Regions from separate parts of the Homo sapiens genome. Here region 1 is linked to region 2. Evidence: read pairs that join two places in POLR2A ChIA-PET (ENCODE). Cell type or tissue: PC-9. All regions are shown on one strand. Each heading gives the region's core, and the rest is flanking DNA. Links, peaks and the distances in the headings are about the cores only.

What was found. ChIA-PET counts read pairs that join two places held together with the same protein. Peaks named below come from ENCODE experiments on the same cell type or tissue, not always from the same donor. Only the 100,000 strongest peaks of a DNase experiment are listed, where the experiment ranks them.
Region 1: POLR2A ChIA-PET joins it to region 2 with 9 read pairs; 3 of 35 experiments call an interaction of 5 or more read pairs at or near these places.

Annotation. Positions count from the first base shown.
Region 1 is chr9:77,958,826-77,964,206 of GRCh38, forward strand. All of the region lies in intron 1 of GNAQ (G protein subunit alpha q), which reads right to left. Among named protein-coding and RNA genes, the nearest start is that of GNAQ, 70 kb to the right of the region's middle. In PC-9, for the core only: no CTCF peak of the experiment used is centred there; no DNase peak of the experiment used is centred there.
Region 2 is chr9:77,882,045-77,887,425 of GRCh38, forward strand. All of the region lies in intron 2 of GNAQ (G protein subunit alpha q), which reads right to left. Among named protein-coding and RNA genes, the nearest start is that of GNAQ, 150 kb to the right of the region's middle. In PC-9, for the core only: no CTCF peak of the experiment used is centred there; a DNase peak (open chromatin) is centred at 2,527; H3K4me3 peaks cover 1,021 bases; H3K27ac peaks cover 3,447 bases.

The sequences.
Region 1 (5,381 bases), core at 166-5,165, 77 kb after region 2:
AAAATACATTTGCAGACTGATTTCAACCCCAAAACTAGCAGTTTGCAACCCTTGGCAAACTCCTCAATTCTTTCATGATTTTCCCCTTTTCCCAACTCAGAGGTACCCCAAACTGTTATTAGTATAATACTTAGTACTAAGACAATTCATTGAAAAGGAGATAAAGAAAGAAATGAGCATTTTATTGTGCATATAAGCCTCAATATCACTGTTCTTCAAAGGTGTGGTCCATTTGAAAGGTGTGGTATATAAACATCTCCATTAGAATCACGCAAGGAGAGGGCCCCAGAGTTCAATATTTAGTAAGCTTCCAGGTGATTCTTCACGCATTAAAGAGAACCCATTTCTCCCTAAAATAATTAATTTACCTTGTAAAGTTTTTCTGTTCTACTCACATTGTCCTGTCATTCCAAAGTCTCTTGCTTCATTTACATATCCCAACTTTCAGTCTATGATAAAATATTTTCTTTTCTTCTGGTGTATTTTAATCCAAAGAATCATTAGTTTGCAATCATCTGTTTTCATATATAACTTTTATTTTTATATGTTTTAGTTCATCCTTCATACTTACAGATAATGTGAAATTTATTAGTAAATGTGTGATATTCTAAATATCCATAAAATACAAATAAATCTTTAAATAAAAACAGACTGCCATTGCAAGTCAGGATTTTATAGAAATAATTCTGTAGATAAATTTTCTAAACTATCATTTGCAAATTTCAATCTGCATGAAAGTATGTTTTTTGGGAAATAACAAGTCCGTTTTGAATATTTTTATCAAAACATTATAGCACAGTATATTTTGTTCACTCACTGTTTTATTCCTTCAATTATTTTTATCTCTATAATTGCTAAAAATCATTGAGTTTTTCTCTTCCTACCTTGCACAATATTTAATATTTTACCAATACTCAAAGTATAAAAAAAATCAGAAGAGTCTCCTTTCCAAACGACTGCTACAAATCTATATGCCAATCAGTTTTTCTACAGCAGAATTTTGGAAACTAAGGATGTCAAGATTCAGGCCCCCCAAAAAGGTGGCACCATGGTTCTAGGAATCCTCCATGTTCCACCCATGCGTCAGCCCCTTGGATTGTAAAACCTAAATTGTGGAAGCTAATTTGGACCTGCTATATCACCTCTATCCTCTGAAAGAAGGATGACAGTGGATGATAAATGGATTCCTTGCCTCTTCACTCAACACCATTTCTTTTTTTTTTATTCATATAATTCTCTTTAACCAAGAGAATGGGTATAGCTTTAGTTTTGTTATTAAGGGTAAGGGAACTTTAATTCTACTTGCTTTAATTCTATGCTCACTGGAATCATCCTGCTCATCTTTCTTTTATTGTGTTTTATTTTTGTATTGCATTTTTTCTGCTCTCTTTATTTCCTTCTCTTCCAGCCACCTCAGAAAGTAAGAAATTGACAAAAGGACTGATATTGTTTGGTCATCACACCAGAATGGGTCAGGAGGCAGAGGGAGTGAGGAGAAGGCATGGGTCAGGTCCTTTACTGTAGTTTTTTCAGAAAGAAACAGGCAAAGCGAGGTAGGCAGAATTAGAATTGGCTAATTTGAATATTTTCAGTGGACTGTGGTATGTAGGGATTGCCCTTAGTTGCCCTGTTACCCCTGGCCCTGGAGTGATATTACAGAAGAGAGATCCCGGCTCAATCTCTGAGAGCTAAAGGAGGTGGTTGGTGGCTGTGTGCTCTGGACTGATTGGTTTGCACAGGAAAGGCATGCCGCAGGGAGTCACTTGTTAACTCTAGGAATTAGCTAGCCCAGAGAGGGCGGAGTCTTTAGGATTAGCAAAGCCCCAAATGCTGGATCATCAATAATACAGAAAATAAGAAAATATAGTCAATACAAAATATCATTTACAAAAGATGGGAAAAACTAGCTAAATTAAAACCACAAAGAATCTAAAGTATCACTTTAACCTAAAAAAAATGATCTATTCACTACACTAGAATAAACAGAAAAATAAGAAACTTAAGAGTTTACATCCTTTCCTGTATTTTTCATGGCTATCTTTAAAATGAAATACTAACGAGCACAGGAGGCCTGGAAATCATTTTGTACAAGCAACCATTTCATAAATGATATATGAGATCATTCCCTGTATGACATATCTTTAATACATTTCATTATTTGAAACACATAGTTTGGATTCCAACAAACAGAACAGTTCAAATTCTAGCCATTTACTCTTTCCTTTAAAAGTAATGTCTGGTAACACTTTTATATTTAAAATTAAAATAACAAAAGTAGATGCTTTTAGAACCTAATGGATATTACCAGACTTTGAATTTATACTCATTCACTTATAAAATGGGGGGAAAAGCCCAGGAAGTCAAATAAAATATACAATTGTTTTAACACACGACAACAAGGAGCACAGGGATACAAATAAGGTAAATCCTAGGACTGCCTCCACATAACCACACGGCTTCAGTTTCCACACAACAACATGGCAAGGAGGATCCCAAAAAGAACCCAGTGCTCTCACTGGGTTGAAAAACAGAGATCAGAATCGAGAAAGGCTTAGAATCCTAGAATGTGCATGACAGAATGCTGGAAAGGAAAGAGCTGAACAGAGAGAAAGCTCTTGAGATGTGCAGAAGGGTGCCCTTGAACCTGAAGCTCAATAATAATGATCTACACGTGAGTGGGGTGAGAAAGAAACATGGGAACACATAGTCTGAACAATTCCCAAGGTTCACACAGGTTCACTGCACCACAAAGAAGGAATCAGTGAGTTTTCATAAGGGTATCAACGTAATAGTGAAGTTTAAGTAACTATGAAAGAGAGGCTGCTCTAAACTTACCCTAACAAAGCCTAAAAGCAAGACTACAAATTACTGAAGTGATCCCAAGTAAATCAGCTGCATGACAGAACAAAGTCCACCACTTTTCAAAGGAATCCAAAATATCCAGCAATCAACAATGTAAGATTCACAATGTCTGGCATCTTACCCAAAACTATCAGGCAAATAAAGAAACAGGAAAAGGTGACCCATAACTCCAAGAAAGCTCAATAAATTTAGACCCAGAAGACAAGGATGTTTTTTAAAAAGCAGTACTAGTTAGGTTCCACCACCTCAAGAATGTAGAGGAAAACATAAACATGAAGAAAAGAGAAAGGAATGTATTTTTAAAGTCCCAAATGAACTTCTGGCAATTAAAAATACAGTATCTAAAATGAAAAATACAACAGATAGAAATAAGAGCAGATGAGACTGAAAAGAAAACATATGTGAACCTGATGACACAAAAATAGAAATTATCAAAAATGAAGCACAAAGGGAAAAAAAGACAGAAAAAAACGAGCAGTCTCAGTGTGGAACAAAATCGAGTTATCTAATATACTTGGAATTTGAGTACTAGAAGAAGAGAGAAAGGTGGGAATATAAAAGGAAAAATATTTGAAGAAACAGCATCTGAAAATCTTCCAAATTAAATGAAAACTATAACACTATTGATCTAAGACCCTCAACAAACATCAAGCAGTAGAAACATAAAGAAAACTACATGAGGCAGTTCATAATCATCCTGCTGAAAACCAGTAACAGAGAGAAAATCCTAAAAGCAGCCAGAGAGAGAAAGACACTTTACATGTAAAGACACAACTATTTACTGCTTACAAAAAACACTTTCAATATGAAGATAAAAATGGTTTAAAAATAAAAGAAGGGGAAAAGATACACCATGCTAACACTAATTAGAAGAAAACTATGGTGGATATATACAAGAGGTCTTCAAAAAGTGCATGGAAGGCCAGGCACAGAGACTCACACCTGTAATCCCAGAACTTTGGGAGGCCGAGGCGGGCGGATCACTTGAGGTCAGGAGTGTGAAGCCAGCCTGGCCAACATGGTGAAACCCCGTGTCTAATAAAAAATACAAAAAGTTAGCCGGGTATGGTGGCAGGCACCTGTAATCCCAGCTACTCGGGAGGCTGAGGCAAGAGAATTGCTTGAACCCGGGAGGCAGAGGTTGCAGTGAGCCAAGATCACGCCATTGCACTCCAGCCTGGGCAACAATAGTGAAACTTAGTCTCAAAAAAAAAAAAAAAAAAAAAAACAGTGCATGGAAAATGTGTATTATGAAAAAACTATGCATGGATTTCAAAAATGTTTGTACCAAAATACAGACTTGTTATAACATATCTGAACAGGATCTAGTTTGAGGCACTAAGAATAAGAAGATACTGGTTTGAAAAACGCCACTATCAGAACAACACGAATTCTGCTAAAATTGAAGTAAGAACAAATGCCAAATTTATAGTGAAACTCACGTGGAAGAACGGTGAAATCACTTTGAGGACAATGCCCCAAAGAAATCAGCAGTTTATAAGTGGATAGCTCATTTTAAGAACGGATGAAATGATGCTGAAGATAAGGCCCACAACAGCAGACCATCCACATCAATTTGTGAGGAAAAAATTAATCTTGCCCTAATTGAAAAGCACTGACAATTAACAGTAGAAACAGTCGACACCACAGAAATCTCAATTGGTTCAACTTACATAATTCTGACTGAAAAATTAAAGTTTAGCAAACTTTTCACTCAGTGGGTGCCCAGGTCAGCTACAGTCAAGAGTGGAGCTTTCCGTGGAAATTTTAAACAACTAGGATCAAGAGCCTGAAGCATTTCTTTGAAGAACTATAACAAGAAATGAAACATGGCCTTACCAGTACGATCCTGAAAAAAAAGCACAATCAAAGCAATGGCTACGAAGAGGTGGAAGTCAAAGCAAATGCAGCAGAAGGGTCAAGAGCAAAGGTCATGACAAAAGGTTTTGGGGACACTGAAGGCATTTTGCTCACTGACTTTCTGAAGGGCCAAAGAACACCAACACCTGCTTATTATGAGAGTGGTTTGAGAAAGTTAGTCAAAACTTTAACAGAAAAATGCCTGGGAAAGCTTCACCACAACAATGTTCCTACTCGTTCCCTCTCATCAAAAAAAGGACAATTCTGTGAGAATTTTTACAGAAAATTATTAGGCATCCACCTTATGGTCCTAATTTGGCTTCTTCTGACTTATTTTTGTTTTCTAATCTTAAAAAAAAATTTAAAAGGCACCCATTTTTCTACAGTTAATAATGTAAAAAAGACTGCCTTGACATGGTTAAATCATCAGGACCCTCAATTCTTTAGGAATGGACTACATGGCTAGTATCATTGCTTACAAAAGTGTCTCGAACGTGATGGGGCTTATGTTGGGAAATGAAGTTAATACTTTTTATCTTTTAATCAATTTTTCCACAAAATTTCTGAAGTCATCTCATATTAATAACAGACACAGATTTTAATGCAAATAATATTATCAGAAATAAAAACAATCATTTCATAATGATAAACCGGTTAAC
Region 2 (5,381 bases), core at 161-5,160:
GGAGAACTGCTTGAACCCAGAAGGCGGAAGTTGCAGTGAGCTGAGATCGAGCCACTGCACTCCAGCCCGGGAGACAGAGCAAGACTCCCTTCCCCTCAAACAAACAAACACAAACAAATAAAAAAACAGCAGTATGAGTTTATGGCCATAGCTTTATACATAATTTTATGAAAACCAGAAGACCCTGCTGATATATGAGTTGATTTGAGGTTCTTTTCTCTTTCCCCAAACATAGGAAAAGTGGTAAATAAAATGGGAGATGAGAATTACTGTTCCAGATCTTGTATTTAAATAACCCAAATTGAACCCAGAAGCTTAAAAAAATAAGCCATCTGGACGGCAGTTTGGCAAAACCTTTGACCCAGCAAATTACACTTCTAAGAATTTAACTAAAGGTTGCAAACAAGCAAGATAAAAGGTTTTCAAGAATTTCACCGCATCACTGCTTATACTGGTGAACAACCAGAGATAATCTAAATGTCCAACAACCTGGGTTGATTATGCGAGCTGTTTAAAGATATACAATGGGAAAGTCCACAGCCACTAACACAGGGCTAGAGAAGATGGCCAAATGACATGGAATGGTATTCACCACGAGGTTCATGAAAAATGATGTGTTGAGATCCAGTTTTTGGTGAGATAGAAAAAAAGCATAGGAAAAAAACTAGAAAGATACTATTTTAGAAGTATTCACAAGCCTATCAGGAAATGACACTTGATGGGATTTTTTTTTTCGTTTTCACTTGTCTGTATTGTCTAAATTATTTTTGTAATAAACTATTTTTAAAGTGCCTTTGTGCAGATGAGATACACAGGAATATGTTACTGTTTCTGAGGGAAACTATCTGAGCATTTAACTTATTCTCATGATTTCCATACCAATAAGTCTATTGTTGTTACCAAACACATATATCAAAGCCATGTCTAAAAGAGTTAGCACCCTTCTGAGAAAAAAAGCAAATTCTTAAAATCAAAATGCAAACACTTCAGTTCACAGCTTACTAACCCAAGAAACCATCTTACAAGAGAACAGATGTGATTAGTGAAATAAATTGTTTAAGTTACGGGGAAAAACATAGTCGCTGGAAGTTTAAGTAGGGACATGTTCCAGCAGTTAACTGAAATATAACTGATGTCCCATCTCTCCATTTCTCTCTATAAATAAGTCTTTACCCTGACTCTCTCCAGTGTGTCCCCAGCTAGCCTAGCCTCTGCCAGTGGCCAGGGAAGTGACACTGTGCCCTATATGAGAGTCTCCAGATGGTTACAGCAGCATCAAAAACATCCAGACACCTCATGTACCTTCATTCTCATTGCCTGATTTAGAGAAAAGAAACTTATGAATCAGAGTAGAGTGCTTTTCTAGGTAGGCTGAGGAACAGTGGTTACTTCTGACAGAGAAAAAAGGGGGTAGTTTTTTTTTTTTTTTTCCAAACCTTAGGTTCTGTGTTGTTGTTGTTTTAATTTTAGACTCAGGCAGTACATGTGCATGTTTTTACATGGGTATATGGCATACTGGCGGGGACTGGGCTTCTAGTGTATCCATTCCCCAGCTAGTGAACATTGAACCTATAGGTAATTTTTCAACCCTTGCCCCCGCCCCCACTCTCCTCGCTTTTGGCATTCCCAGTATCTATTATAAGGCTTGGGTTTTAATATACCTGCTTCTGCACTGAGTCTGTGGACCAGGGTACAATCAGAGTTTTTGGTCTCTAGGAAAATGTGCTCTGTCCCATGTGGTCACACCCTATCTTTGCTTCCTCCACTTACTCCAAATCCAAACTGTCTAGTCTCTGTTCCCTGTTCATTGCCCACCAAAGTAGTTTTGATAATTCATGAAGTAGAAACTGCCAAGTTTATTTAACACTGTCACAGGCTCTCAAATTCTTCTCAAGATTTTGGTATTTCAGAAAAACAGGTTTAACTGAAGACAAGAGGATGTCTTTGACCAACAAGTATGCCCTCAAAACAGAAATGGAGGGAGAATTCTCTAACTGCAGATAAAATCTCAGGATGGGTGGCTGCTCTGGGTGAGAAGCAAATAATGCAACAACTGACAAAAAGAGACAGCCAGCCCAAGAAGATGCTCAGAGCTACTAGCATTTCTATAGCTTCAGAAACACTCTCAGGGTTGGAACTGGGAGGGGAAAAAAGATTCTCTCTGAAGCTGTGTAGGTGACTCCTCCAGCACTTGCTTCTGGCAAGCCCCTGTGGGGGTGTGAAGGCTTGTTCTAATCCAATCTGCCTGCTGAGCCAGCTGCCTTGAGGACCACTATGTGCCAGTTGTCTCTAATCAGTCTGCTGGCCATTTTGCCTGACTTCTCTGTTCTGCTATATTTCAGAGGAAGAGAAAATGCAAACGACTATTAGGAAACCAAAAGAAGGCTTATTTCAAGCGGGAAAAAATTTTAAAGCATGAAAGAAAACAATGAACGAAGCAAGCTGCAACAAAAGTGCGACTTCCCATAATGGTGAATAAGGAGTTAGGAATCTGAGTTAGGAATCCTAGCTGCAAAGCCAGAGATGCCTGGAGAATAAGTTCTCCACCCCACCCCCTCAAACTGAAGCTAAAACTCCACCTATACCTGTTGTCATCATTGGTGGCTGCTCTTAATAAGGTCATTCTTTCCTAAGGAGGACAGGCTGTGGCTGTTCACTCGGGAAGCATAGTTTGCATCTCAGTACACCCATCTACCCCATCATAGTCTAAGTTTCAATCAGCATTCCCTTAACTATAAATGTCTCATTTTACCTGGGAGAGGTCAATGCCCCAAGGGCACTGTGAGTTAAGAAACTGGTCAAGAATCAGCAATCCCTTGTAGGTGTCAGAGTTCAGAGAGGGAGATTTTGAAAAGAAAGTACTATTCTCCTTTGTAGCTTTGTGATCTTGCGGAAATACACCCATTTCTCAAAGCTTTATCTGTAAAATGGAGAAAATAATGGAACCCACCTGCTGGGTTTCTAAAGACTAAATAAGACTACACAGATTCCTGGCCTATACCAAGCTGTCCAAAGTCAGGGACTATTACTGTTACAGTAATAACAGAGTTTCGGATGGGTTTTAGAGATATTTGTCCCATACCTTCATTTTGTAGCTAAGAAAACCAGAGGTAAGGGCAATGAAGAAATGTGCCCAAAGTTGTGGTCTTTTTTGGAACCTCCCAGTGCCTCATCATGCAGGAGTACCCTGACAGAGGCCTAAACTCTACTCAAGCTCAGGAAGTCAGCAAGCTCAAGGAGCCGGGGAAGGCTGAGACCAGCCAGGCACACAGCCAGGTGAAAATGAGGATGCAAGCAAAACTCCAAGAACAAACTGGAATTCTAAGTGAGCTTTGCTGAAAAGTGAGGGTAGTAGGTTTTAATGAACTATTTTCTTTCTATTTGTTAAGGGGAGAAAAAAGCAAACACATACCAACAGGGTCGGCCCTGTCCAGCACAACTCTCTGAGAGTTAACTGTGCTTTAGCAACTGAGTTCAGAAAGGGAGAAAAGTATAAATTAGATTTCTGTTTAACTTTCCCAGTAGCTACAGCATTCTACATTTACAGCCCACAAAAACAATCCTTTGCTTTTAAGAGTTTGAAATACCAGGCCCCAAATCTGAGGTTACTGTCTCAGTACGGATGGAAAGAAAAGCCTCTTTCCAAATTCACTAAAAATCACTCATAATTTTGGACAACTTACATTTCCCTAAAACTTTTTTTTTTAATGAGATTGAAAGAGAAAACTAGGAAGAGAAAGAACAAGAACAAGGACCAAAAAAAAAAAAAGTGTTATTATCAACATGAAAATTTGTCTTTTGTTGAAACTACATTCAAATTCAATAAATGCTGATATAAAAATAAAAGCCTTCCCCTTAAGGTTTAAAATTGTAATATAATTCAGTGATCTATTAAATGCTCTAATACAGTCTCCCTGGCATTTAAAAAGAAAGGCAGGACCTTTTTTTTGAGACAAGAGTCTTGCTCTCTCACCCAGGCTGGAGTGCAGTGGCACGATCTCGGTTCACTGCAACCTCCACCTCCTGGGTTCAAGTGACTCTCCTGCCTCAGCCTCCTGAGTAGCTGGAATTACAGGCACGCCTGGCTAATTTTTGTATTTTTAGTAGAGATGGGGTTTCACCATGCTGGCCAGGCTGATCTTGAACTCTTAACCTCTGGTGATCCACCAGCCTCAGCCTCCCAAAGTTCTGGTGCTGGGGTTACAGGTGTGAGCCACCACGCCCGGTCACAGCCATTTTTTAATTTGTAAAATTAAACAAATCTGGAGAAATCTGTCAGAAAATATATTTACACATTTCACATTTTATTAAATTGATTTCTTAAATTTAGAGCTATGCTCTTAAAAAAAAAAAAAAAAGCATCTTAGTGGTTAATCTCTAGTGTTCCAACCATTTCTCCCCAGAAAGTGGGAGCATTATGAATTGCTACAGTTCAGAAAGAACGCCCCACAGACTCCTGGAATGAGCTTTGAATTTTTTAAAAAAGAGGATTCTATTGGCTTAAAACAAAGGGGGCTGGTTAGCAGGAAATATTTTGGTTAGTAGGACAAATTTCTATCACTTGACAATACAGTATTTACAAGACAAATGAAAGAGTAAATGATGTAAAATAAACTTTATTGTGAACTGAATATCATCTTTGGCTGTACAATCACAACAATAAAAGCAATCAAACAAATAAACAAAAAAACGCTGTAAAGAAAAGCTACTGGCTCATGAACCTTTTATCTATCTGGCTATGGATACAGCTTAGCATGTTAGCCATCCAAAAAAATAAAATACGCAGCCGGGCACGGTGGCTCATGGCAGTAATCCCAGCACTTTGGGAGGCTGAGGCAGGGGGATCATGAGGTCAGGGGTTCAAGACCAGCCTGGCCAACACAGTGAAACCCCATCTCTACTAAAGAAATACAAAAAAAAAAAAAAAATTAGCTGGGCGTGGTGGCGGGTGCCTGTGGTCCCAGTTACTTTGGAGGCTAAGGCAGGAGAATCTCTTGAACCTGGGAGGTGGAAGTTGTAGTGAGCCAAGTTTGCGCCACTGCACTCCAGCGTGGATGACACAGAGAGACTCTGTCTCTAAAATAAAATAAAGTAAAATAAAATAAAGTAAAATAAAATAAAATATGCAGTTGCTTAGAGAAGCTGAGCAGGGTCTCCCATGTTTGGGAAACAGCTCTGAGCTTGCTTTGACTGATGATTTAATGAATCAAGATTCCTGAATAATGGCAGATACATTCAATGTTACTAAAAACTGAAGACTCATTTTCTATACTTCAGGGTGAAGACAGTAAAGCAAATTTACCTATTCTTTTAGTCTGTAATTTCAAACCCAAACTGGATTTAATACTCCTTTTACCTTCATTTATCAAAGAAAATAAGGA